Regions from separate parts of the Mus musculus genome. Here regions 1 and 2 are each linked to region 3. A link is a loop called in an ENCODE intact Hi-C map of the cell type or tissue named here. Cell type or tissue: left cerebral cortex. All regions are shown on one strand. Each heading gives the region's core, and the rest is flanking DNA. Links, peaks and the distances in the headings are about the cores only.

Region 1 (10,754 bases), core at 2,311-7,310, 120 kb after region 3:
TGAGCTGTTCGAGATCGACGACGAGACCTTCTTCATCATCGCCGACAGCTCCAAAGCGGGGCTGTCCACAGTTTACAAGTGGAACAGCAAAGGGTTTTACTCCTACCAGTCACTACATGAGTGGTTCAGGGACACAGATGCGGAGTTTGTTGACATCGACGGGAAGTCTCACCTCATCCTGTCTAGCCGCTCCCAGGTCCCCATCATCCTGCAGTGGAATAAAAGTTCCAAGAAGTTTGTCCCCCATGGTGACATCCCCAATATGGAGGATGTGCTGGCTGTGAAGAGCTTCCGGATGCAGAACACCCTCTACCTTTCCCTCACCCGTTTCATTGGGGACTCGCGGGTCATGCGTTGGAACAGTAAGCAGTTTGTGGAGGTCCAGGCTCTTCCTTCCCGGGGGGCTATGACCTTGCAACCCTTCTCCTTCAAAGATAACCACTACCTGGCCCTGGGGAGTGACTACACGTTCTCACAGATCTACCAGTGGGATAAAGAGAAACAGCAGTTTAAAAAGTTTAAAGAAATCTATGTGCAGGCGCCTCGGTCCTTCACAGCCGTCTCCACCGACAGGAGAGATTTCTTTTTTGCATCCAGTTTCAAAGGGAAGACAAAGATTTTTGAACATATCATTGTTGATTTAAGTTTGTGAAGGTGTGACTAGAAGCATTTCAAAGATGTGTAGTGTTAGCTCTCACAAGAGAGACAGGACCAAGAAGAAATAATAATAATAATAAAAAAATCATAAAATAAGCCAGGCTCAGAGCTCTGAAACTAAAATTCACAATGCACTGGGGGAAATAGTTAGACATTTTCAAACTTTTAGGATTCACATTTTAACCAGGGATTGCATTTTTCTTTTGGCTGATTGCATGAGAGGCCTATGCTGCTGTTTACAAGCGACATCTTAAAGCCTGTAATATCTGAGACAGGAGCGCAGCATCTTTACCATCTAGAAGGCAGTGTGCTTCTACTTTAATTTCAATAAAAAAGGATAAAACAGACAAGATGGGCCAGCCCTTCTAGTGAAATTAAGACAAGAGACCCCCACCCATCTAACTCCACTGACCTTTCCATTCCTATTAAGATAGGAATTAAGAAATTAAGAAAAACTGATAAGGCAGTCTTTCAATTAAGAACTGGTAAAGCCAAAGTGAGCTGAAAAGATTTGCTGATTGTTTGTTTGAAAATCTTAGAACACTCCACAGTGCTATTTTGAGCCATCCTAGTTTCCTGAAAGTCATGGCCAGGCCAGTCTTCCAGAATCTTCCTTAGAGTAGAACCTTGGCTCTGCCCTCATCAGGGTCGATCTCTGTCATGAGTATGCTCATAGGTTAATGTTTAACATCGTTTCCTCTGCCACAGAGAAAATATTCTGGTGACACGTGTCTAGGCCAGCCTGGAATGTGCCCAAGATGAAGGGATTTCCCTGTGTGTGTGTGTGTGTGTGTGTGTGTGTGTGTGTGTGTGTGTGGTTTAAAGGTAACCCTCGAGGTGGCTGGAGCAATCATGTGTGTTTGATGTTATCCGTTGAGCGCTCAAATCTCTGAGCCGTTCCTTTTAGTTTGTGGGTAACTGGCAGGCAGGCCAAAGGCTGACTGGTGCTTTTCATCTGTCCCTTAGAGGGATGGAACAGGTGTTCCCATCTCCTGGGCATTGGGTAGGGTTTTTGAAGTGAGATTTTACGGAGTCAGAGGGCACTTAACTCAGATCTCCATGTGCTTTGAGACCCAGAGGGGGTCCTTTGATTGTTGCATGTCTTTGCCCTCTGGACAACTTAATATTTCAAGTAATTGATTCAATAGCAGTCTGCCTACCTGCCCACCTGCCTCCCTTCCTCCTGGAACAGTCCTTTGTTAAGTTGTAGGTGTGCACAGTGGCTGGCTCGTGCGGCCCTGCAGAAGTTTCTGAACATACAAAAGTCAAAATCACGGGAACACACCTCCCTCCTCCAGCACGCTAGCAATAGGAGGCAGGTCGTGCGCTAGTGCTGGGGTATCTGATAGAGCTTCAGGCGAGACCAGCTGGAACCAGATGAGCGTAATCTCATAGGCCAGGTCTGTGTGTGGGACCAGGTGGCTTATTTCAAAATAGGCCTCCTGTGGGGACAGCAGGGAAATGCTTGGGGTCTGGTTGTGTAGATGGTTGCACAGTGGATATTCTGTCTAAGCAGCTGCTTTAGGGGAGTGTTTTGCAGAGTCCCACTGCAGCACGATGTCGTTTTAATGGTCATCCTCGCTGTAGCTAGGTAGAGGGTACCCCACAAATGCGAATGAGTCTGTTGTCTCCTGACTGTAAGCAGCAGGGGATGATTGGTACGCCATACTGGAGAGCTATGCATTGATGGTAATCAGCACTCCTGGCTGATGCTTCCAGCCTAGGGGGAATCAAGGACTTTAATGAACTCTGGCTCTATAGTGTGGTTGCTTAGACTGCTGGTGCTAAATGCCAAGCAAATAGAAAGAGCGGTCTGTTTTAATGCTCTAAGCGTAAATGACACGTATGCGTTCTTCGCCTTCTTTTGTCTTCTTGGTTCATTTGGCTTGCCCATGAGTTCCTGGCTCTCCCTATTGGAGGCTGGAAGTGTGATGGTTGCTTTTCCTTTCTCTGAAGAACTGGTGAGCCATGTTCCTCCATACATGGGTCCTGCAGACAGGCACGTAGCACTAATGTCAGGCAGAGAGAACACCTTTGCTTCTCACCGCTTGTAGAGGAACCCACAGGGGCATCTCTCAGAGTGCCACCTCTACAGAGCCTGGTACCAGCTTCTCTGTGCTTCCTCACAGGGTGAAGCCATGGCCATTGCTTAGAGTTCAAAAAGCCAAGATATGTGGGGTTTGACTTGGGGGTGGGGCAGGCTGTCAGACCCGGATGAAGCATTTGGGGAGTGAAAAAGACCCTGGTGGGTGGTGCAGCAGGGGTATGAGAGGACCAGCAATCGAGTTTTCTTTTTAAGACAAGTTTATACCAGACTGGAGTCTGCAGCCTTCTGAGTCCTGCGCTATGGGAGGAGATATTTGTTCTGGCCAACTTAACGAAGGAACATAGATGTTCTTGGCATAAGGTGGGAAGCTCTGCTTCATTAATCTTACTGCTCTCTCCCAAGAATCCCTGAAGTTTTAAGCAGTTTCTGCAAAATGCTTTCTTCCAGTAAAATAACAAAACCCACCCACACAGCTATAACAAGAGCCCAAGGCAGAGAAATGCATAGGACTGTCCAGCTGAGGGGGACTGGTCTCTCCTTCCCCCTCCTTCCTGCTCTCCCCCTTCCTCCCTCCCTCCCCCCTCCCTCTCTTCCTTCCTCCCTCCTCATTTCTTCTTTCTTTCCTTCCCAACACCCATGCACTGACATCTGCTCAGCCCGCCCTTTGTCCGTCTCTGCAGCTGGCTTCAGAAGATGATCCCTCCAATCAGTCCTGCGGCTTTAAGGCCATAACCTAAAGCAAGGGTTAGTCCTCAGACTCTGTAGGATCCGCAGTAGATTTCTATAAAGACTAAAAATAAACCTTAGGGCTGACAAGCACTTTGTTCCTGGGCTGTGGATAAGATCAGCTCGCATCCCGGAAGCTTCCTGTCATTCCCGCCTGTGCATCTGTGTTCTGCTCACGTGTCACATGTAGCTCTTTGGTTTACGGAGGGCAGGTGTTATTCTAATTTCATAGAGAAGGAAATAGACACAGAACCGAAGTAGATGGCCTGCCTGAGATTATCCGGTTTTAAGCAGCAAAGCTAGAACTTTCCCGTGGACGACAGGTGCTGCATTTTCTCTTTCTAATGCTCTGCTGTGCCCACCCAAAGTCAGACTCTGTTACCATGACAGTGAAGACAGCAGCAGTTCTTGTAGATTACGTACAAGCAGAATGAAGAGCCAGGGGTGAAAGTCATGCCTGACACACACCGTTCAATCGTCAATGCCATCGAACAACTAGCAAGCACCTCAGAACTGTGGGGCATGCCTAGCCAGGCTTGAGAAAGCCTTCCAGAAGTGGTGGATGGCTTCAGTTGTCTAGCGAGGATTTCTAGCCGGCATGACTGTGTCTTCTCACATATAGCCATGGAGGGAATACTGAGGCTAGACACATCTGGTTCTTGTCATGGTGTCTACCAGATACGATGAGTTCTAGGAGAGAGAAATTAAAAACCCCAACTCAGGAGCAATGGTGAATTGCTCCGGGCCAGTGTTGTGTTCTTCTCGTGGAATGAGGCTGCATGTTTTTAGGGGAAAAAAAATCAATATGAGGTTCTACAAGCTGAGCCTCTGGGAGTGCTCACGATGGAGATTTCTCTGGCTTAGGGGACTCCAGGCAAACCAGAGGAAGGTCTGCAGGAAGGGCTCTGGTTTGCATGCCCCCTAAAGGAAGCCTTGAGCCAGCTTCCCGAGTCTTCTGCAGGAGACTCGCTCCTTGTGTGACTTCACTCCTTGCTTCCTTAGGCAGGGCCAAGGGTTGTGTTCGACAGCGTGCCAGAGCAGAGTCAGCAACCTAGCAGCGGGTGCAAAGAATAGGGTGGTTTAGACCTGGGGCGCCATGGGAAAAGTGGGGGAGGCGTGCAGGGCAGATGGTTTGGGAGTGGATGCTTTGTGGGGGAAGGAGGAATGAGCTTGAAAGAGCAATGATAACTTCCGTTGCCTTAGCAGAGGGTAGGATGGCCAGGCACATCCGTAGCATGCCAATCACTGAACAGCATCCACTGTAATGCTGATTCAGACAACAGTGACATCACTGGGCCACTGGGCTCTCAGCCGAGCACTCTGCTCTTTACCCTGTCTCATTGCTTGCGCCAGCAGCCACCTCTTTCTAGCGGGGAAACTATGCGTTCCCTATCCAACCCCCTGACTATCAGGAATGTATGAGAACTGTGATAAACTAGTCCAATATGCCGTTTGGTACTGTTTTTATGTCTTTTAAATGCACAACTTAGGTGAAATAATACTTTATACGTGTATGGACGTGGATTTTACAGTGGACGGACAATGCTGGATGTGTTTTAAAGCTGTATCTACTTAGCTCTTTTTGGAAAATAGATTGGACACATGATATGCCTCTTGATTCTTCTATATATTCTGTAATCCTGTGAATAAAAAGTAGTAAATGCCTAACACCGCTTTGATCTCTGGTCTACTTTTAAAGAATGGATGCACCCACCGGATGGCAGAGCTGAAGGGTGATACAGAGAGCAGTTGGGGAGGGGGGGTTGGGAGGATGGAGAGGCTTATGTGGCTGCTTTGCTGTTTAAACAGAAGATAGGCACCATGGGGACGGTTTGGTTTTTCACTTGGAAACTAAGAATTTTTCTAAAAGCCATTAAATATTCGCTGAAGAACGTGCTACCTGATCTGTGGTCTCTGAAGCCTGCTGGGTGGTCTGGGGGGCGGTTCAAGAATCTCTCAGGAGCTTGTGGTTACCTGGGACAATTAGAGGGAGGGACCTCAGCCCTCTGTGTGTCTAGGGTCTAAGTGACGCATAGAGGTCTATAACACATGGCTGTCACATGTACCTTAGCCTCAGACCCGTTGGTGTACCTGGACAAAGGAAGGGTCAACAGCCTAATTTACATAACGGAGACAATACCTACTGTGTGCGGAGCACTCTGATGTGCCGTGAAATTTCATAAAAAGTACTTAGGTGTAGTTCACTTGCTCATAGACAGCTGTGTTGCTAGTTGAGCGACAACAACAAATCACTAGGGGTCATAAGTAGACAGATGACTGCCCAGGCCTGACACAGTACCAGCTTTCTATTGCTACAGTTGTACCCCAGTCCCAGGGGCAGGAGCCCAGGCATGGCATAGCTGGTGCCTCTGTTCAAGGTCCCCTAGGACTGTGTGTGGAATCCCCCAGAGAACCAGCTTGTTCACGTCGTAGAATTGACTTTCTCATGATTGGAATGTGGGAGTCCCCATCTCCTTGCTGGCCTTTGGTTGGGGGCCTCATTCAGCACCGAGAGCCCACCCCCAGGCCCCTGCCCTTCTCCGGTGTTCCTTCAGCCCCATATCTGTGGGCTTCTCCAGGTCCTCTGGAGCCCAGAAGAGAAAACCCAACACTTTGGCCTGGTTTTATTGCTTTGATGCAGGTCACAGACTCTGCTCTCATCCCTTGAAGGTCTCTATGAGGACACAGTTTATGGGGACTTCATCAGAACAAGCCCCAACCATCAACTGGCATTCTCTCAGACCCAGGGCAACAGGAGCTGTACATAGAGCTGATTCTTAGGGACAAGGTCATCATGGGCCACAGGAAATACCTTAGTGACAGAAAGATACCAGAGAAAGTCTTTTGGATTCTTATTCTGTTGTTTCATGTTTGTGAAGTGCGGAAAAGAAACATAAATCTCCAAGCCTGCAAGCCTGGAGCTCATTAAGGCAGCGGCAGGTCTTGACACCCTGGTGTGGTTGGTCTTGGATATCTTCGAGGCTTGGCAACCCCAATAGAGGCAAAGACACTTTCCTTCTTCATTCATCAGAGCACTAATTGAAGCTGAACTGTCTGGGAAGAATTGGAGCCCCAAGAGATGTGCCACCGTCACTGATCAACTGGCTGTACAATTGACTGGTACCTGCCTCCTAGACTGGACACTCCTTTACTACCAGGTCTAATTGGCACAGATGACTTTAAAAAACAAACAAACAAACAAACAAACAAACACCCCTCTGGTAGCAGAGGTGAAGCTGAAGGCATCCCACAAACCCAACCTTCTGGCCTCCGCTCCAGGCAGCCTCTCCTTAAGTGTGAACTTCTGGTCCTGTCTGGAGTCAGGCAGCAAACCAGGCAGGAAGTCTGTGGGGGGTATAAGGCTTCCTCAGGCGGTAGCTTAGCCATCTCTGACCACTCTAGAACCTTCTATATAGACCTCTGGGTGTCTGGTCCAAGAGGCTTCCAACGGACAGGAGGGGAAGGACAGCTGGGTTTCCCTCAGGGCAAGAGGAGAAAGTTTAGCTCACTGAATCAAGACTGACATTGCCCCCACCCCTCAAGATGGCACAGAGTTCAGAGCCCCGTCTTAGTTCCAGGTTGGGTGAGAGATAGTCACTGCAAACAACCCAGTTTGCTCAGGGAGGGCATCATAGTCAAAGGCAACAATGAACCAGGGGAGGGGCTTCGGGTAAAGAGCCACTTTGGATGCTTGTCCCCCCCAAGACTCCCATGTTCGTGTTCTTCAGTCTTCCATGAATGGTGGACACACTGCAGTTCCATAAGGTTTGTTTTTGAATTTCATGTTTACCTCCTTTCCTAGTCCCTTTATATCATACAGCATCTTGGATCTTACATCCCACGAAAATCCCAAGTCTCTTGTCTATCCGACTCTTTCTAGCTAATTCTGAGTTCTCACCATGTGACTCGGGCTAACACTCAGAATTCACAAGTCCTTAATACAGGCAGGCAGAGCTCTGTGAGTTTTGAAGCCTGGTCTACACATAGCCCTAGTCAGCCAATGAGGGAGAGGGGGATAGGGGGAGAGGAGGAGAGGAGAAGAGAGGGGGAGGGGGAGAGAGAGAGGGAAAGAGAGAGGGGTGGGAGGGGGAGGGGGGAGAGGGAGAGGGAAAGACACAGACACAGACACAGACAGGCAGACAGACAGAGAGAGAGAGAGAGAGAGAGAGAGAGAGAGAGAGAGAGAGAACATGAGTGAGGGGGTACAACCCTTAATGAAACAGCCCACACATCACACAGACAGGACCAGCTGTTTTGAGGTCTTCTCCTTGTGTCCACAGCCGAAGAGGAAGGCCTTTGTCCAACCTTCCACAGGCCACTTCTGTATCTCTCTCTAATGTCCTCTTTAAGCTCTCCACTCTGTCCACACCTGACCCCTTCTCCTTCCCACACCCATCTCCCTCAGCAGAGAGAGGGAGTGGGACACAGGCAGCAGCTAACACTCATGTATTTCATCCCTGCTTCCTCAGTTCAGCTAACCCTTCAGTTAGACCCTTCTGCCTTGGCTTCCCTCTTCTATGCTGCTCTACTTCTGGGAACTTTTACGTCTTCCCAGATTCCTCCATTCTCCCTCCATCAAGAGGTGGGACCTGGATTTTCACCCTGGAGTGTGAGCTGTGTTTAGAGACTTGCTTGTAGGGTAAAAATGTAGCACAATGATTAAAGATTTATAGGAATAGGTGAATATTTTTGTTTGTTTGTTTTTGAGACAGAGTCTCTTGATGCAACCCTGGCTGGTCTGGAACTTTCTATGTAGACCAGGCTGGACTTGAACTTACAGTGATCGGCCAGCCCTTGTCTCTCAAGAGAACAGGTTTTAAAATGCATTGAGTGCTTTTTTCTTTTCTTTTTTTTTTTTTATCTCCTTGAGCACAATCTCTGAGGAAGACCTGCTGCTGTGAGCTACTGCAGGAGTGTGCTGAGGAGTCCAAGGAGAAATGGGCTTCCCATGAAGGGTGGCAATCTCTGCTGAGCCTTTGAATGACCCAGAACTGGCTGTCATCTTGACTGTCACCTCCCTGTGCCTGGCACCCACTGCATGATTACTAGCTCACGGAAACAATGTGAGATTTAAGTGTTTATTGTTTTAAAAACTGGCGAGTTTGGGGGGAAGTTTAGTGTGAACCAGAGGGTAATATATTCCCTTTCTATTGTCACATCGGATAAAGTCACTGTTAGATGGAATTTGTTACTCTGAGAAGGTTTAGGAAACAACACATGCCCCACTGCATTTTTCCATACATAAATAACCTAAGCTTAGACTGGCAAATGACACCTCTGTTAACTTTCTCTCCATGCGACATCTATTCATCTCTACTGGATGTCATAAGCACCTGATTTGATGGCATTTGTCCATCTTCTGGCTACTGCTAAGCTGCACGCTTAAGCCCACTCATTTGAAACGAAAGTATGGCTACCATACAGCATTCTAGGTCTTATAATATAAAGTCCCTGGCAGCTCCTGGGGTTTGAGATCACTCTGTCTCAAGCCATCTGAGTACCTGAGTACCGAATCCTTTGAGAAGCAGGGCCAAGGTCCGCCCAGCACCTGTTTGTTTAGTAATAAATATCATACCATGGGACTTGTAGTGACCACGGTGCAGACTTGCTGACAGGAATGAGCAGCCGGGGTGGGGGGGGGGGAGCATTCTTACTCTCTGCAAGAGGACCAGAGAGGCCAGACTGAGGTAGGGATCAAGGAGCCCACTTTCCAGGTTCTAAAGGACTCAGCTCACTCACTGTGTAGGAGCTAGAGAGAGCAAGGCCCCAAGGAGGCTGCTGGGAATCTCATAGCAGGATTCCCATATGGGGGAAGGAATCCTCTGAAGTGGGAAAAAAAAAAACCAACCTTTTCCATCAAGGTCAGTTGTCAATTGTCCCCTTCTGAGGACAAGCCAACACTCCTGGTATCCTTGGGAGCTTGGCTCCTTGTCCCCTGATTCCATTTGCAAACTCTGCTCAGCGACCAGGGAATCTATTTTTACCGCGTTGGAGAAGATCTTTCTTCTCTGAGGCAGGTTAGGGAAGGAGAAGAGTTTGGTAAGGAGGGACAGGATGAGTCTGCAGTACAGGTGATGAGGTCTGTGACGGGGACCTGGCCAAGGTGGCAACAATCTCCTCACCTCTCTTCTCACCAGTCTGTGCTTGCCAGATTTTCATATTGCAGCATCCTGATGACAGGGAGCTACAGTGTCACCCGGGTCCTGAAGGAAGCCGGTCAATTCACACATAGAAAGTGAGACGTTTTCTGGTGGCTTGTATCTCCAGCCAAGTGGAGTATCTGCTCTATTTACTGAAAACACAGCTCCCCGCGGCCTGCCATCTGCACTTGCAGTGGCACAGACTGCTGAGGTGGCTTTCCCTCCCTCTGCTGACTGCCAGCCATTTGCACCCTCTGACACTATAAATAACCCGAGCAAACCTCCAGTGTGTAGGTTCTAGCCCAGGCTCCGTGTAGCCCAGGATTCCCGGGCAATGATTTACAGTCATGACACCACAGAGGAAGGGAAAGTGAGAGCAAATTCTAGCAAAGCTGTTGCAGGGGTGGTAGTGGGGAGGAAGCTGGGGCAGGAGGAAGTGCTGACTGCAGAATCCAGGCCTGGTGGGTTTTCACTGTTCCTCCAGCGTGTCCCCTCACCCCTACCCAGGGAGTGCAGAGAGGGGCGTGACCTTTTTGGGTACTGGGCACCAAGCAGTGGGACTAGACCTTCCTTCTTTCTCTCATTCATTCTTGGGAGGCCTCTGGGAAGTGGATGCTCTCCATCTGCCCATCTTACAGATGGGGAAGTAGAGGCACAGAGAGGTTGAGGGCTTTGCTAAGGTCACACAGCGAAAGGGTGGCAAAACTAGAGCAACATGGTATAGAATGGTTAGAAAAATTATTCAGCTTTGTACCCAGAACACAAATATAACCAATTTATCCCCCATCTCTCCCCTCATAATAGAGTTTCCAGATACAATGTGGATTGCTCAGTAAAATTTTAATTTCAAACAAGCAATGGCTCATTGATGCAGAGCTCACTAGTGAGGCCGGACTGGCTGGCCAGCAAGCTTCAGGGACTCAACTGTCTCTACCTTCCAGCATTGCCACGGCCCACTTCTCACCTAGGTGCTGGGAATTGAAGCTTCGGGGAGGGGGGGGGGGAGATTAGAGGTATGCTTGTAGAGTACTCAATTAGCTGAGCCATCTTCCCACCACCCTGAAATACAAACTACGTTCTCCCCATCTCTATTCTTCTTCACTCCCCTAAATCTCATGACTTTCCCCAGCAGCCCACTTTTTACCCTTGCCAGGCACTGTCAACAAGCCATGAGGGCATCCTGG
Region 2 (10,754 bases), core at 2,649-7,648, 91 kb after region 3:
GGGGCAGAAATAGCTTCTGTGTTTGCTTGATCAGCAGCCAAACACAGAGTGGCAGATTGGATGTGGTGGAACTGGGATTGGCAAACTCAGTGTGTGTGTGTGTGTGTGTGTGTGTGTGTGTGTGTGAGGGAGGACAGTCCTGGGGGATCATCAAAGTACAATCATTCAAACCAAATGCCTCTGAGGTTTGAATGGGCAACTTCTCTCTAAGCTTGGGAGCCAAGAGCTTTAGGTGCTGGGATAGCTCTCCAGGGCTTGCGGTTCTGTGGGGACACTTAGGTGGGGCTGTTGGCAGACTTCGGTCTGCAAGTTGGGAAGGGAGAGTAACTGTATGAGAAAGTCTTTAGGATTCTCAAAAGCCTTATTATAGTCGGTTTAGGGTGTGAAGATTACTTGTGATCTAAAAATACGTCTCCAACTGCAGTATTCTTAGCTCCACCGTTCTCTGTAATATGCATTGTTCCTGGCTGGATACATCTGAGAGATATCTTCTCGCTAATGCACATCTGAAATGTCTCCCTCCCGCTTATGCAATTTACCAACAGCACACTGAGAACTGGGAAAGAACGGAAGCTTCACCAGAGGATGTGAAGGCTAACTCCCATAACTCCTCCCGACCAGTATGGACCAGTATGATCGGGCATCTAAAGACCCATTCGGCATGTACAGTACTTGGATGCCTCCTGGACATTTAAAACTCAATGTCCCTGACACCAAACTGTTGACATCCCTCTCTCACCAAGCCCTCTTCTTCTTCAGACATTGTCATCTTGGGAAGTGACACCACCATCCATCACACACAGGCCCTAGCCAGCTTTTGAGAGGTAACCTTGGCGCTCGCTTCCTTTGACTTCCCGCCTGAAATGAACGTGAACTCTGCTGACTCTTCCCTGAGGATGCCTCTTGAAACTGCACCACATTTCTTCTTTCCTGCTGTAGATTGAGTCCAGCTGCCTTTACCCCTTTCTGGGCCTGACTTGTCAGTCAGAATCAGATACTTGGAAGTATATGACATCATGCCAATTCTCTGACTCAGGTCCCTCTGGCATTAGGAAGGACAGCCGAGCTTCTTGCTTTGGCTTGCAGAGTCCTGTGTGATTTGTTTGCTCCTACCTTCCAGAACTCAGGGCACCCCATCCTTTATCTCTGAACATGCCATATATGGTTTGAACAGGCACTCAGCTCTTCTCAGTCCTGGGCCTTTGCATGTGCTGTGCTTTCTGCCTGCACTCCCCCTTCCTTGGCCTCTGCTTCTCCTTGTCTCCTTCACCCCGAGCTAGATCTTCCCATATCCTGTCCTCTGCTTGTATTTGCCTATCCATTAGTACATTCTTTTATTTAATGTCTAGCTCCAATGGAGGTAGGGAGTATGTCTGTCTTGGCCTTACTTTACCACTGCCAGCTCCTAGCAAGCTCCCAGTCAGTGCTGACTGGTGGCTGAGTGCAGGGGCATGAATGAACACAGTTCTGAAGCTGAAGCATGTGCAGTAATGTAAAGTACAGACAGTGCGAGAATTCAGAAAAAGAAACAGGAGTTCTACCATTTCCTACACTACAGGACTGGGCGTTCATATCGCCAGGCCTCGCGGGGACAAGTGTCCATCGCAATGAAGGCATTTACATTTTCACAATCTCTGACTAGTTCCTGGAAACAGATTGTGTCTCTCTGATTGTCTATTACATTTTTCTTCCCCTCAAACTGCTGAAGATCTTGGAACCAAACCAAAGTAATCTACATTTCCATTTTTATGTTCTTAATTTATAAACTGTGCCTTATAATTTACAAGCACTCACTTAGAGTCTCTACCAGAGCCTAAACAAATAACAGCTCTGCCAGGCCTACTCCTCTGGTCTTTTTCTGCACTCTACTCAGAATGGGCTGCAGCTGATTCTAGCTTGCTGGCGATTTGAATGAGAATCCCCCCCCCCCCCCAATAGGCTTATATCTTTGAACGTTTGGTCTCCAGTTGGTGGATCTGTTTGGGAAGGACTAGGAGGTGTGGCTATGTTGAGGAGGTGTGTCCCTGCTTAGTGGGCTTTGAGATTTCAAGAGCCCATGCCATTTCCCCAGTTAGCTTTCTCTCTCTGCCTCTTATTTGCATATCAGGATGTGTGCGTATGGGTGTGTTTGTGTATGTGTGTGTGACTAGTCTATGGTAATATGTGGTTTACATCGATGTTCCTGTTGGATACATGGTGACCTTCAGCGATATCTGTGATGGTTATGGTTGAGTGCCAACTGGAATTACCTAGAGGACAAACCTTCAGGAACATCTTTGAGGAACTATTTAGCTTAAATCAGTCTTTCAGTGAGATGGAAACTTTAGTGTTCTTTGGAAAGTCAGTTGTGTTGGATGGTGTTTTGCTGGGTGGAACATGAAGGAACATTTCACTGAAGTGGACACAGGTGAAAGGCTAAGGCCGACCCGTCAATGAACATTTCACCGAAGCAAACAGCGGTGAAAGGACACATGATGAAGGATCCTTTGCTCATGTGCATGTATTGGTCCGCCTTATGTTGCATAGTTGAGCTTCATTTGTCAGGACTCCATAGAGAGAAACGCACTGAAAAAGTTCTGGTGGTGTGCTGCGGCTTCTTGTCACTTCTGTAGACTCGGTCTGATGACAGAGTGATGTCAGCTGAGACAGACTCATGTGCTGAGGCAAGACCTGTGGGGGACATGTGATGGTTGGAGGGATTATAGATAGGACTCAACAGACAGTGAGGGAGGCTGAGCTGGCTTGCCAGCAGAGCTAGCTGAACAATGCTTGTTGGTCTCCTGTCTTTGCTGATCTTTGCTTCTCTGAGAGAGGCACAACTGAGAACTTCTTTTGGTGTCCCTCCTGGTCCCACCTGCTGATTGGTGCTGAGGCTGAGCCCTGGATATCTCTGCTAGATAGTGCCACTGTTGCTTATTTGTGATGTTTCTGTTAGGATATTTCATCATAGCAACAGGAAAAGTAACTAAGACCGTGTTTTACTCTTTCCATGAAGTGCCATAGTAGCATCCCATGTTCTACCCTTTGGCCAGTCTCTTATATCCATGTAACTATGGGAAGGTCCTTCTATTGGGCTATCTGTCCAGCTACTGAAGTTTCCTGCCCATAGGGAGAGTTTTTCTCTTTTCCCATAGTGGACAGCCAGATATTTCCCCCGTTGAATTGTGCTAAAATGATTCAGGAATAAGAGGCAGCACCGATGAATTTCCTCTTCTGCACTGGCTGTACTTGTTTCAGGCACACGCTAACATCAGAATGGTTTGCCCAGGTTGGTAGCCTGATGGACAGGTCTGAGCTCAGAGCAGTTGCAGGGGTGGGGTAGGGGAATCTATAATGCTTTGTTCTGCTTTGGCATTTCCTTCCATGCCCCCAGCAGCACACGACCTTATGATAACATTAACGCTCCTTAAGACAGATTCTAGAAGTAAAAAGGGTTTCCCTGGGGCCAGTTACAAATCCCCATCTCAGGCTCCAGTCTTTCTCTTTGGTGTTGACTGTTAACAGCACACTCTGACAGCTACCCAGGACTCCTGGGCTTCAGTTTTCTCATCAGTTAAATTCTTGAAGATGGATAGCATCCGCTAAGGGTTAGGAGATGAAAGGCCCAGTGCTCAGAGCAACAAACTCTGTCTCTCCTAACAATCTGTGTCCCCCATCATTTAATCAGGGGGTGGGGGTGGGGCGTAGCTACCGTGTGTAGCTACCGTGTTGAGCCAGGAAACTTTTCTTCGCAGGCTAGGTTCTTGCAAGGCCCAACAGCCAGGCAGGGGATACCCTGCTGTAGCAGTTTTGCGATTCTAGTTTTCTTGGGCAACTGAAAAGGGATGGCTTCAGTGAGCTGAGGTGCAGTGGAGACTCAGACCCCACAGAAACATGGTGGGCCAGCCAAGGTGGCCCAGTCGGGTCCCTGTGCTACAGTCATTTAGGTCCTCTGTAAGATAAATGAAGTCTGCACAAAGGTCTGGCCTCTTCGGGGCACTCGGGGATAGAGACCTTTCTCCCAGGTCAAGACAGTGCTCCCCACTCCTACTTTTCTGGGGGTGTAGAGGCTCCAGTTCTTACGGTTTCTACTTTCTAAAATTTATTTATTTATTTATTTATTTATTTATTTTTTGCGGGGAAGGAAGCTCAGGATTTGACCCCGTAGAAAGGAGTCCACTGTCTGTGAAATCCTTTGCAGCCACAGAAGGATTGCGGGTCCCTGCTCCCAGGGGGTCTGAGCCACGGCTGGCCCCTCCCCCAAGGTCATCCAACTTTTCCTCCCCCCCCCTCCCCCGCGGGGCGGGCCCCCGCGTGCATTATTCATTGGTCCGGGCCCGCGGCAGGCGCGGGTGCTGATGTCAGGCCAGCGCGGGTGAGGCGGTGCGGCGGCCGCCCAGCAGCCCGGGCGCGGGTGGGGGGGCGCCGAGTGGGGGTGGCGGCCAGCATGCTGCTCGGCTGCGGCTCGGCCTCCCACACCCGCGGCGCCCGCGTCCTCGCCAGCAGCGCTGGCGGCCGATCGGCAAGCGGCACCCGCGTCTGCTGCGGCGCTGGGTCCGAGCGCACGGCGCGGGGCGGCGGCGGCGGCGGGGGTCCGAGCCCGGGCGGGGACCCGGGGACCCGGCATGGCGCTATGGAGAGGCGGCGGGGCGCTGGGGTTGCTGCTGCTGAGCGCCGCGTGCCTCATCCCGCCGAGCGCGCAGGTGAGGCGGTTGGCGCGCTGCCCCGCCACTTGCAGCTGTACCAAGGAGTCCATCATCTGCGTGGGCTCCTCTTGGGTGCCTAGGATCGTGCCTGGCGACATCAGCTCCCTGTGAGTGGGACCCCTCCATCTCCGCCCCGCCCTGCCCTGCCCTGCGCCGGCCGCCGCCAGGGAGTTGCGGCTGGTGCTGGGGCAGCGCCACCTGACCCTGCTCCTTAGTCCCTTTCTTTGCCTTTGGGTTGGGGGGCACGGAACGTGGGTGGAATCTGTGTGGAGTGGAGGGTGGGGTGGGGGGCGACTCTAAACCCCAGAGTACGGGAATCCAGACAGGTCCGCGTGACAGTTTCTCATTGTGGCCCGAGGCCACCTGCATCAGACCTACCTGGGGGGGAGCTGATGCTACTGCAGACCCAGGGCCCACCATGGGATAGGGTCTCTGCACCAGAGTTCACAGCCTGTATTTCGGGCCACGAGGTGATCCTTGGGGCACCTTAAAGTTTTGAGTGGTTCTGTTGTGTTGGTGAGTGGGTGGGTGTGTGACTGGAGAGCAGCTGTATGCGCCCGGATTGAGCGGCTAATTAGGAATGGGTGAGGCCTCACTGCAGCGGGCCTCAGCTCTGCTGGGAGGTTGGCCCCCTCCTGACCTCTCCACACTGCAGGCTAGGAAATGCCTAAGCTGTGCAAAGGCACACAGCTTCTGGAAGTAGAGGGGTTACTCCACGTGGCTTAGAGAGGGGAAACCCGGAAGACTTCTAAGTGCTTTTCCGTATATGGTGTCCAGCCGAGCCCCCTAGTGAGGGAAACCTTCCAACTTCTTGCCTTGAGTTCAAGAGGGCCCCCTTTTTACCATCTTTCTCCATGGTGGGTTGTATTACCAGCACTGACAGAACTAACCAGAGAGATTCCTCCACTTGCTTGCTAAGCACTTTCAACTAGGTCTCACACAGTGGCAATAGTGAAGTGTTGCTATGGAAGGGATCTGAGGGTGGTCTGTTTATTGCTGGGGCATCTCTTGCTAGGACAGCCCCTTATTCCAGGCTGAGGTGCTGGAGTACCCCTGCAGATGTAGAGGAGGGGATCCTGAGGGTAAGGTAGTTCTGGGTACCACGTTGCTTGTGCCTTCTCCATCGTGTCCTGTGCTTCTTCAAGGCAAAAACAGCATCAGCGTACAGGGAGGGAGAGGGTTCAAGGTCCTGTTTACATCTGTAAAAAGTTGGAAGAGTTTGGCTGTGGGCACAGCAGGCCCGTTTGCCTCTTACTCTTGCTAAATTAGATCACATGGAGGATTCTAGAATTTCTCTTGTTAAACCCTTTGGATGGGATCAAAGCTGAAGTGTTCTGCATGTTAACTCCAGTCATGTATGGAAATCCTGCTGTGGCCAGAAAGGGCAGGAGACCCTGAGGCAGAAGCAGCCAAGCTTCTTTTCCCAGCTCGACCATTTATCTGGCAGATGGCCCTGCCTCTCGCTTCCTGGGCCAGTTCAGGTGTCTCTGAGTTTCCCCCAAGGCTTTCACAGTGCATTTAGTCAGAAGTGCTCTGAGTGTCTTCCAGAGACTTGTGCTTCCAAGGGGGGAATGCTTAATCCTACCCCAGAGTTTTGTGGGCCAACATTAACTTTGTGTCTGCACAAACAGAATCCTGGGTGAAGTAATTATCCACCTTCAGCGGAGGCCTCCTGTAGTTAAGGGAGGGAAGCTCGGGAATTGATTTAAGCTGACTGAGCTAATGTCTGTGAGAGGAGCCAGACCCATACATAGCACTGGATTCTGTTAGCCAGACTAGTTTTCCTCTTGACCAAGTATACTGGGAAGCAACTCTCCTCTTTCTCATCTTGCTCCCCGGGAAGACAATGGCCAAACACAAGAATCTTTACCCCAGAGAGGAGGAGTGTGAAGTTCAGGTGGAGGAAATGCCCACTGCCCACTGCCCACTTGGCTCGGCACTTCCTCAAAGGACCCTGGGCCTCACTCTGTCCCTCTCTTGCCCGTAGGAGCCTAGTAAATGGAACATTTCTGGAAATCAAGGACCGAATGTTTTCCCACCTGCCCTCTCTGCAGCTGCTGTGAGTATGAGACGTGGTGCCTGCCTTGTTCTAGTGGGTCTTCCTATAACCAACAACCCTCCGAGTCACCCTAGCTGGTCCACATTAAACCACTGTTCTCCTGCTCCAGGGCCTTCCCTGACTTAGGCCAATTTCTCCCCTGGGACTTGTGGTAGATCCCAGTCACAGATCAGGCAATTGGGAGGTGGCTGCATCGACCATAACCAGAGTTTCACCTCCAACATCTCACCTCAAAAAGAAGCTTATCTTAAAAAAAAAAATCCTGATACTGCTCTTCGATAGGAATGCTTCCAGTCTGTCTCACATGCATGCAGCAAGCAGCACAGGTGTGTGCGTTTTTATCTCACGGGCAAGGCGCCTCTGCAGGAAAGGTACTTTTGTTTTCCCATCTGACAGATGAAGAAACTGATGCTCAGGAAAGGTAAATGCTTTGCCTTGAGTCACAGAGTCAGGATCCAACCTGGAAGCCCCAAACTATGTTTGCCCCAGCTCCTCTTTGGGAATCACATCCAAGTTACCGAGTCATGGTGAGTGCCCATTTAAGGTCCCGAAACCCAAGTCAGTTAATGTATGATAGTGAAAATAATTGTCCCACAGTCACTTTTCGAAAGCAGTTCACTAGGCAGGGGTGTATGTGTGTGTGGAGGGTATGTAGCTCAGTGGTACAGCGCTTGCCTACCATGCAGCGCTGGGGTCCATCCTTAGCAGTACACAAACAACACAAAGATCAGCAGGCAGTCGTGAGTATATAGCACTGACGCTTGCCATATTTCTTGGATGGAGTGAGACTATACCTATAGCAAGCAATGCACTGTAGAAAAGGTCAGAGATGCTCATCACTACCTAGCCACAATAAGGTGCCATTTTAATATGTTGCTTTTAATATGTTGTATAGCTACTATAACATTAAACTTACCACTTAAGATCTCAGTTTGTATGCCAGCAACAGGACACACTCAGTAGGCAAAGGAGCTTGCCGCCATGCCTAATGACCTGAGTTTGATCCTGTATGGTGGAAGGAGTGAACTAACTCCAGCAAACTATCCTTGGACCTCACATATGTGTTATGGCACACTTGTGTTCACAGATATATTTTTGGACATGCAACTTTGCAATACATACATACATACCCTTAAATCTCCACTCTTTTAGAATAGAAATATAGCATAGATATTATTTGGTCAAATAAACATAGGTGGTTTTGTAAATATTTATCAAATGGATGTACCTAGCCACGCAAATTGAAAACTACATAGAGATAGTCTTTTTGGAGATTTCTTAACCTTTTAAAAATGATTATTTCTCAGGAGAAGGTATAGTGTGGTAGAAAGGAGTTTTGCTCTTAGGTCCCCACTGTATGACTTTAGTCAAGTCTCTTATCTTCTTGGGGCTCAAAATCTCTAGAATACAGTTGGGTTATGGACCTTGCAGGTCTGAAATTCCATGGTTTCTTGGACATCCTGAAATATTTATTGGCTGCCTTGTTGTGCCTAGGAGAAAACTGCTTTTGAATGATGGCCATCAGTTCCTAAGTTCTTCCAGGCGTGAGACAGGTAGTATTGGAGACAGTGGGGGAAATTCAGCCAACAGGGATCCCTTTCTTGCTGTCCCTATCACAGTGGTGAGGACATTAGGGACCTAAGGGGTTGTCCTTAGGCTGAGAATAGCCCTCATTTGCATAGGGACCATCACCTAGCAAAAGAAAAAGAAATGGCTTCCTCAGGTGACATCACGTTTCCATCTCTGTTAAAACCTGCCTTGTTTTCAGATTGCTGAATTCTAACTCATTCACGGTGATCCGGGACGATGCCTTTGCTGGCCTTTTTCATCTTGAATACCTGTAAGTGTTGTGTGGTGTCTGCTGAAAGTTTGTTGCCTCTGGGAGATTTCTGAGTTGTGTCCTGTGGTGGGAGAGGGGGGCAGCAAACCCCATTCTCATGCGACTCTGACCCGTGAGTTGACTTACTTCTCAGTGTGCTAGGGCAGGAAGAGGCTGGAGACAAAGCCCAGAAAGGGAGACACTCACTCATTCATTCTCTGCTGACCTTTAATTTGTCATGTAGCAAGCACAGTTGGAAATCGTGTTGGATATTTTTACCTCCATAACTAGGCATGGGTTTGCTGATGGGCCAGAAATAGAGCTGGACAGTTCTGGGGGCTTTTTTTTTTTTTTAAACAAAGTTTCCCTATTTGGGGGTAAACTGCCTGGTTTTTATCCAGCTGTCCCATATCCCATTTGCTCTGGCTTCTGGGAGTTGTGTTGAAGGTCTAATTAGATTTTTCTTTTTTCTAAAAATGAAAACCCAAACCAAACCATAACAACAAGAAAACAGGAGAGGGAATTCTCTTCCCTTCTTCAGATGGACCGTTTTTTCCCCCTTGAGCATTGAGCTTGGCTGTGGTTCTTATGTCAGCCTTTCTCACATTCAAACCTTTCTCTTCCCCCTTAAGTTGTCCTAGCCTTGTATTTGGTAAGTCAGTAATAACATTAATCCTGCTATCAGTTTGGGATTTCCTTGCTTAGCATTCAGAGGATTTGCAAAGCCTTGTTCCTGCTGTCTTATCTGAGGTGAACAGGTAGATGTTGGAATTCTAGACACCTCCCAGGTAGAAAAAGCTCTCTGCTGATATGAACTCTCAGGGAACGCAGTCTCCCCAGGAACTTTTTTCTCCGGAGAACCCTCTTATAATCCTGTATTTTGACATGTATTTGATGTGCAAAGAGTGTCACAGCTGCAGGGTTGAAGCCACCAGGGTTGCCCCAAAGCCCATGAATAGCTGTGGGGTACTTGAGATTTTCTCTGGTGGGGAGTTCAGATGCTGCCCAGGGCGTCAGGGAGAAAGGCAGCTTATCAGGGTACACTAATGTCTAGTACTAAACAGACACCAGAGTTTGGCATCAGAGACTGCTCCCTGTGAGACCTAACTCATCAGTTGTGTCACAGACATAGCAAAGCCTTTCCCATAGAACATCTCAGCAAAGACCCGCTAGCATTTATTTGACTTAACTCCTTGGCCCCGGAGAACAGTTACAATGTATCCCTGTCATATCTTGAGAGTTTATGGCTTAGTCAATGTCATTGCTACAAGGTGTCTGCTGTAAGCCCTGTACCATCTCAGCCCAGAGCAAGCCAGCCTTGCTCCTGATACAGCCCTTTCTGCTTCTCAGCCTTGTCCGGAGCTTGAGAACACCTCTACCTTGTTATCACTTGCCCAGCTAGGAGGCTGTATAGGACAAAACGAACTCAAGGTTTCTGGAAGCTGTGCTTAATGGAACTCTTCCTTCCTCAGCAAAAACTAAAACATAGAGATGTAAAACGATGGGCTTTCCTCTAGGGACTATGGTATTAACAAAAGTATGGCCAGCAAGGCACAGGGCACTGTAAGAGAGAGCAGGGAGACTGCCTGGAAGCTTTCCAGTGTTGCAGAGATGGGAGAATTTCTGGCCTCCGTGCAGTACGTTCTTCTCCCTTGCTCAAACCCAAGATGTGATTGGCCACGTTGCCAGCTCTGAGTTTGGAGACACCCAGGCTGGGCTGGCTGGAGCAGAGAGCACGTGTTCTTGCTCACGTGCCCAGCTCCCTCACGGAGTTGAGCGTAGCTTGCTGCTAACTTGGGAGTGTCTGTACCTCATAAGTGCTTTCTGATTTTATTGCCAAAGCACCCTGCATCATCCGTTAGAGATGTTAAGGGGAGGGAATTCAGTTATATTCTATTGCTTCTCTCCTTAGGTTCATTGAAGGGAACAAAATAGAAACCATTTCAAGAAATGCCTTTCGGGGCCTCCGTGACCTGACTCACCTGTAAGTCTTATGCAATCTCTTGTACGGGCTGGCCACGAGAACATGAGGCCTCTTGATTTGATTTCCAAAACCCATGTAAGCAGACAGGCATCATGGTACATGCTTGAAATCCCTGTGCTGGGGAAGCAGAGACAGAAGGATCTCTGTGGCATGTTGGACAGCCAGCCTTGCCTAAGCAATGATGCCTAGGTCCCAGAGAGAAACTTG
Region 3 (5,000 bases), core at 1-5,000:
CTGAATGTCTTTAACCTTATCCTATAAGGTGTACTATTTATTGTTCCTGTTCATATACAAGGAAACAAGCTCAGAAGTTTAAGTACAGAACAGCTTGTATGGCAGAGTTGACACCAGGGCTCAGATTTACCCCTTAAACACAACACAGGAAAACCACAGTGTTTAGAAAACAGTATCATATACCCATGTGGTCAGTGAAGAAGACGATCATATCTGAAATGTAGCATTTTCAAAAGATGCCCCAGAATGACTTAGATCTGTGCAGATAGGATATTCTGTATAAGAAGTCTCAAGAAGTACACTTTTCGTTCATTGTGTTTTCTGAAATGCCTAATTTGAGTTGTTAGGACAGATTAATGGAGAGGCACAAAGTAGAGCTTTAAACATATGTGTGGGATTGACTGTTTGCAGAGTGTGGGAAGCAGCAACGTGACTTGTTAAGAGCTGGAGCAGAGAGTGCTACTGCTGCTTCAGCACATGTCTACTGGTTACTTCATTCAGTAGATCTTCTGGGTTCCCACTCGTGTGTGAGCTCCCTGATAACATCACACAAAACACACAGCCACGTCCTGTTCCCCATCAGCCTTTGCTCTGCTGCTTCTTTCTTTTTCTTCCTTAGTGACAGCATTTTGTTAGTGTGGGGAGTGTGGCCCTTGAACATTTCTGAGCTCTGGTGTGGCCCGCTTGTTTTCTTGCAGTGGAGAGTGCAGTCGTCATGGTGATAGGGTGCTGCAGCAGTCTGGAGTGCTGATTGCTCCTTCTCTTGGCCTTCCCACGCCCAGGTTAGGTGCAGGGTCTTCTCAGAAAGCCTAGACAGTTATTGGCAGCCACTTTTTACCTGGGACAACTTGCTGTGCTTTCCCATCATTTACTCTGTTGGTGTTTGTGCTGCTTCCTCTTCCTGAGCTAAGGTGGCTTTTCCTCTGTTCACAGTTTGTTGAGAAGTAAGAGTCACGGCAAGAATAAGGCTGAAACAGTCAGGTGATGGTCTCTGAGTGGTCCGCCCCTCCCCAGCTACTGCCGTCTCTACCTGTTGCCCACATCTGGTCTGTCAGATTAGACCAGCTATCTACGATTTCCATTCTCCCTGAGATACAGAGGTGGGCAGGAAGCGTGAGAAGGAAGGTCAAATGTGGTTATAATATTAATAGGAATGTAGATTGTGAATACAGATTGAAAATCTGTGGCTGCAGATAAAGAAAAAACTATGTGAGTTGAAATTTAGATAGTATCTCCATTTTTAAGAGGAGAAAATTGCACCACATTAGACAGAAGGTCACAGCTGTGTCGAATGGGAAGCAGAACTTGGTTCCACGTTTCTAGTAGGTGCATGTTCCGCTCTGTGCCGGGATATTAGACTCCATTTCAAGTTCATTCGCCATGGAACGAGACTGTCTAAGGTCACAGAATTAAGGACCACAAGGTATGGAGAAGCATCGCCTGGAGCTGCCAGGAATATACAAATGAAATGGCCCTTTGTCGATGATAAACATAAAATGTGGCTTCTCTTTTGTGGTCAAAGTCATTATGGAAGTAGAGCTTGTTGTTTGAAGTCTAGGCTTGGATTCGATGGCTTGTCTGGCCCTGGGTCAGTCTTCAGCACAGAGAAACAAACAAACAAACCTAAAAAGAAAACATTATGCTAGGCATAGATCAGAGAGAGGCACTTAATTTTCTAGCTGCTTGGCACTTTGGGCAGCTGTAGTTTATTAGATTGTGATGCTAGTATTTAAACTACTTAATCACTGCAGACCTTATTGTCAAATAAAGGACACAGGTGCAGGGCATGGGGAAATGCTTTGTCTCTTTCTCAGTTTTAAGGTAAAAAGCTGTTACACAGGAATTCCTACTCCTGCTGGTAATGAAATCCCACCTGCTTCCCAGGGGTTATGAGTTGGTGATTAATCTGTGAGAACAGTTGTCACTGCAGAGTGCCGGTGTTCTGCTTATAATGAGCACCTCTCAGAGCTGTGGTTTAGTCCTGTAAATCCTGTACTTGCCCTACTGCAAAGACAATTACAGTCCTTCACCTGCTTTTGAAAAAAGGTCTATGCACTGTTTTAGGGGTACTCATTTTTACTTCAAAATTAAGGTAAAATTAGTAGCAGCCTTTGCAAATGTGGAAATGAAATTAAATTTGTATGTATATTTTGTAGAACATGATTTTGTTGTTGTTCTTGTGGCCTTTACTTGTTAATAGCAGTTGTCTGTCCTCACCGTGACTAACATGTGACCCACATGTTATTTGATTCTAGGGGGCTCGGGTTGGTAGAATTGATGCTTTCGTTCAGAGCTTGGACAAAAATTTTATGGTTCCAGTAGGTGGTGCTATAATTGCTGGCTTTAATGAGCCCTTCATTCAGGACATCAGCAAGATGTATCCAGGTCAGTAGATAACTTGGTTTATGGGAAAGTAACTAATGGGCAAAACTGCACATGCACATAGCCTTCTGTGGCGAGTCCTCCCGTCAGCCTCCTTCACACACCCTGTCCGTCTGTTTGCAGGAAGAGCCTCAGCCTCGCCGTCCTTAGACGTCCTCATCACCTTGCTGTCACTGGGCTGCAGTGGCTACAGGAAGCTGTTGAAGGAGAGAAAGGTGAGGTCTGCCTGTACTCAGTGCTGCTCTTGTAGCCTGCATATCACTCAGATGGGAGCCACCATCCGTGTTTTGTCCTCTGTCTGTCCACGTGCTGAGGAATAGTCACATGCATTACTTTACTGTTAGTATTTGTTTAGAAACCTCTGTATTGGGAATTATGTGGTCACTTGTTACCTAAAGGTAAAGAAGCTCCCCTTTTTATGTTTTAACATAAACCATATTAAACACTTTGCTCTTACATGTATTTGAGTGTGCATGTGCCATGGCATGTGTGAGTGGACGTCAGAGGACAATCTGTGGGAGCAGGGACTGAGTGTAGGTCACGGCTTAAGACGAAGGGCCTTTGACCTGCTTAGCAGTGGCACTGGTTCGGCTTTGTTTTGTTTTGTTTTGTTTGAACAGGGTCTTGCAGTGTTGCTGTGGTTGGCCTGGAGATTGCTTATGTAAAGAAGGCAGGCCTCAAACTTGGGGTAGTCCTCCTGCCTCTGCTTCCTAAGTGCTGGGACTACAAGCATCTACCACCACTTCTGGCATAGAGGCCCTTGAAAAACAAATGAAAAGTTTTCTTTTGAGTGAGTTGCCAGGCCAGCCATGGCAACACAGCAAGACCCTGTTCAAAATAACCAAAGCCGAGCTGATTTTGGAAGCCTGAGGGTGTGTTTTGGTGTGCTGGTCTAGTTGCAGAAGGAAGAACCAGTAGGGGTTAGCCACCTCCTTATGTTAAAATAAAAACTCCCTCCTTCAGTGTTGCTGAAACACTGGACTCATTCCTTATATTGGCTGTGGGGGAAAAAAGTGATAAACTTGGTGGTGTTGGCCTGAAATAGTCCCAGCTACTCGGGAGGCTGAGGCAGGAGGATCACTTGAGCAGCATAGTGAGACCCAATGTTTTTAAAAACAAGCTAACACAGAAAAGCTTCATTTGAGACAGTTCCGTAACTGTTGACGGGTTAGGTCAGATGAAAGTGAGTATTCATCTATCCAGCAGTGCTGGAGACCAGCGGCATGGTGTTTATATCTAAGCAGCCTTATGGCGTCAACTAGCAATGGAATCCTTCAGATGTACTTGACATGTTTTAAAGCATATGGGCATAGCTGTTATCACATAGACCCTCCAACAGGGTGTTATTCCTCACACAGAACTGATGTTTAAAGTTTTTGTGGCATTTTACTCCAGTCTTCCTTTTCCTAATAATTTAATCCATGGGCAAGTAGTTATTTACTGTTTAAATTGTGAGGATATTTCTTAAGATTTACATTGTCATTCATTAGAGATATGGAAATTAAAAACACAGTGAGCAACCTCACATTACACACACACACACACACACACACACACACACAGAGATTAGGTAAAATCAAAAACACAACTAAAACAACAACAAAAACCTGACAATACTGAATCCTGTCACAGAGCTGAAACAAGCTGACATTGTTGATAGGAATGTTAAATATGTTTTTTTTTAATTTTATTTTTTTAATTTAATTAGGTATTTTCTTCATTTACATTTCCAATGCTATCCCAAAAGTCCCCCATACCCCCACACACACCCCCACACACCCCCTCCCACTTCTTGGCCCTGGCGTTCCCCTGTACTGGGGCATATAAAGTTTGCAAGACCAATGGGCCTCTCTTTCCAGTGATGGCCGACTAGGCCATCTTTTGATACACATGCAGCTAGAGACACGAGCTCCGGGCTACTGATTAGTTCATAATGTTGTTCCACCTATAGGATTGCAGATCTCTTTAGCTCCTTGGGTACTTTCTCTAGCTCCTCCATTGGGGGCCCTGTGATCCATCCAATAGCTGATTGTGAGCATCCACTTCTGTGTTTGCTAGGCCCCGGCATAGCCTCACAAGAGACAGCTATATCAGGGTCCTTTCAGCAAACGCTTGCTAGTGTATGCAATGGTGTCATCGTTTGGAGGCTAATTATGGGATGGATCTCTGGATATGGCAGTCTCTAGATGGTCCATCCTTTCGTCTCAGCTCCAAACTTTGTCTCTGTAACTCCTTCCATGGGTGTTTTGTTCTCAATTCTAAGAAGGGGCAAAGTGTCCACACTTTGGGGTTCGTTCTTCAGTTTTGGACCCTACTGTGGCAGTGCCCTAGAAGTTAGACATAATCACCCAGAGCAGCTCTTGTGCTTCTAGCTGTTTACTCAGGAGAATGAAAGCTTGAGTTTGTATGAAAACATATAGTTGGGGGCTTATAATGACTCAGTTTATAATTGTCCAAACATGGAAGTAAGTATCTAGTGAACAGAGGAACACACTGGTACATCTTTCCTTAACTATGGAAAGCTATGTAGACTCCAAGTATACAACAAATGGTGACTCCCGTGCATTATAATAAATGACGTGCAGCTGACTCGGAAGACTCTCATGTGGTCTCATCTA

Evidence for each region. Hi-C counts contacts between places; a loop is a spot of excess contacts. Peaks named below come from ENCODE experiments on the same cell type or tissue, not always from the same donor. Only the 100,000 strongest peaks of a DNase experiment are listed, where the experiment ranks them.
Region 1: it touches region 3 in a loop (2.1-fold over the local background); 2 of 42 quality-filtered maps call a loop at or near these places.
Region 2: it touches region 3 in a loop (2.7-fold over the local background); 5 of 42 quality-filtered maps call a loop at or near these places.

Annotation. Positions count from the first base shown.
Region 1 is chr5:52,527,861-52,538,614 of GRCm38, reverse strand. Lgi2 (leucine-rich repeat LGI family, member 2) reads left to right here. Exons shown (of 8, transcript NM_001310604.1): 8 at 1-5,098. The coding sequence ends at 652. Among named protein-coding and RNA genes, the nearest start is that of Lgi2, 33 kb to the left of the region's middle. In left cerebral cortex, for the core only: no CTCF peak of the experiment used is centred there; DNase peaks (open chromatin) are centred at 3,038, 3,701 and 4,700.
Region 2 is chr5:52,559,956-52,570,709 of GRCm38, reverse strand. Lgi2 (leucine-rich repeat LGI family, member 2) reads left to right here and starts at 4,404. Exons shown (of 8, transcript NM_001310604.1): 1 at 4,404-4,792; 2 at 6,673-6,744; 3 at 8,513-8,584; 4 at 10,476-10,547. The coding sequence starts at 4,605. In left cerebral cortex, for the core only: no CTCF peak of the experiment used is centred there; DNase peaks (open chromatin) are centred at 4,474 and 4,684; H3K4me3 peaks cover 1,655 bases; H3K27ac peaks cover 652 bases.
Region 3 is chr5:52,653,611-52,658,610 of GRCm38, reverse strand. Sepsecs (Sep (O-phosphoserine) tRNA:Sec (selenocysteine) tRNA synthase) reads left to right here. Exons shown (of 11, transcript NM_172490.4): 7 at 2,256-2,385; 8 at 2,506-2,597. Among named protein-coding and RNA genes, the nearest start is that of Sepsecs, 14 kb to the left of the region's middle. In left cerebral cortex, for the core only: a CTCF peak has its summit at 2,315 (motif pointing right); DNase peaks (open chromatin) are centred at 534 and 2,342.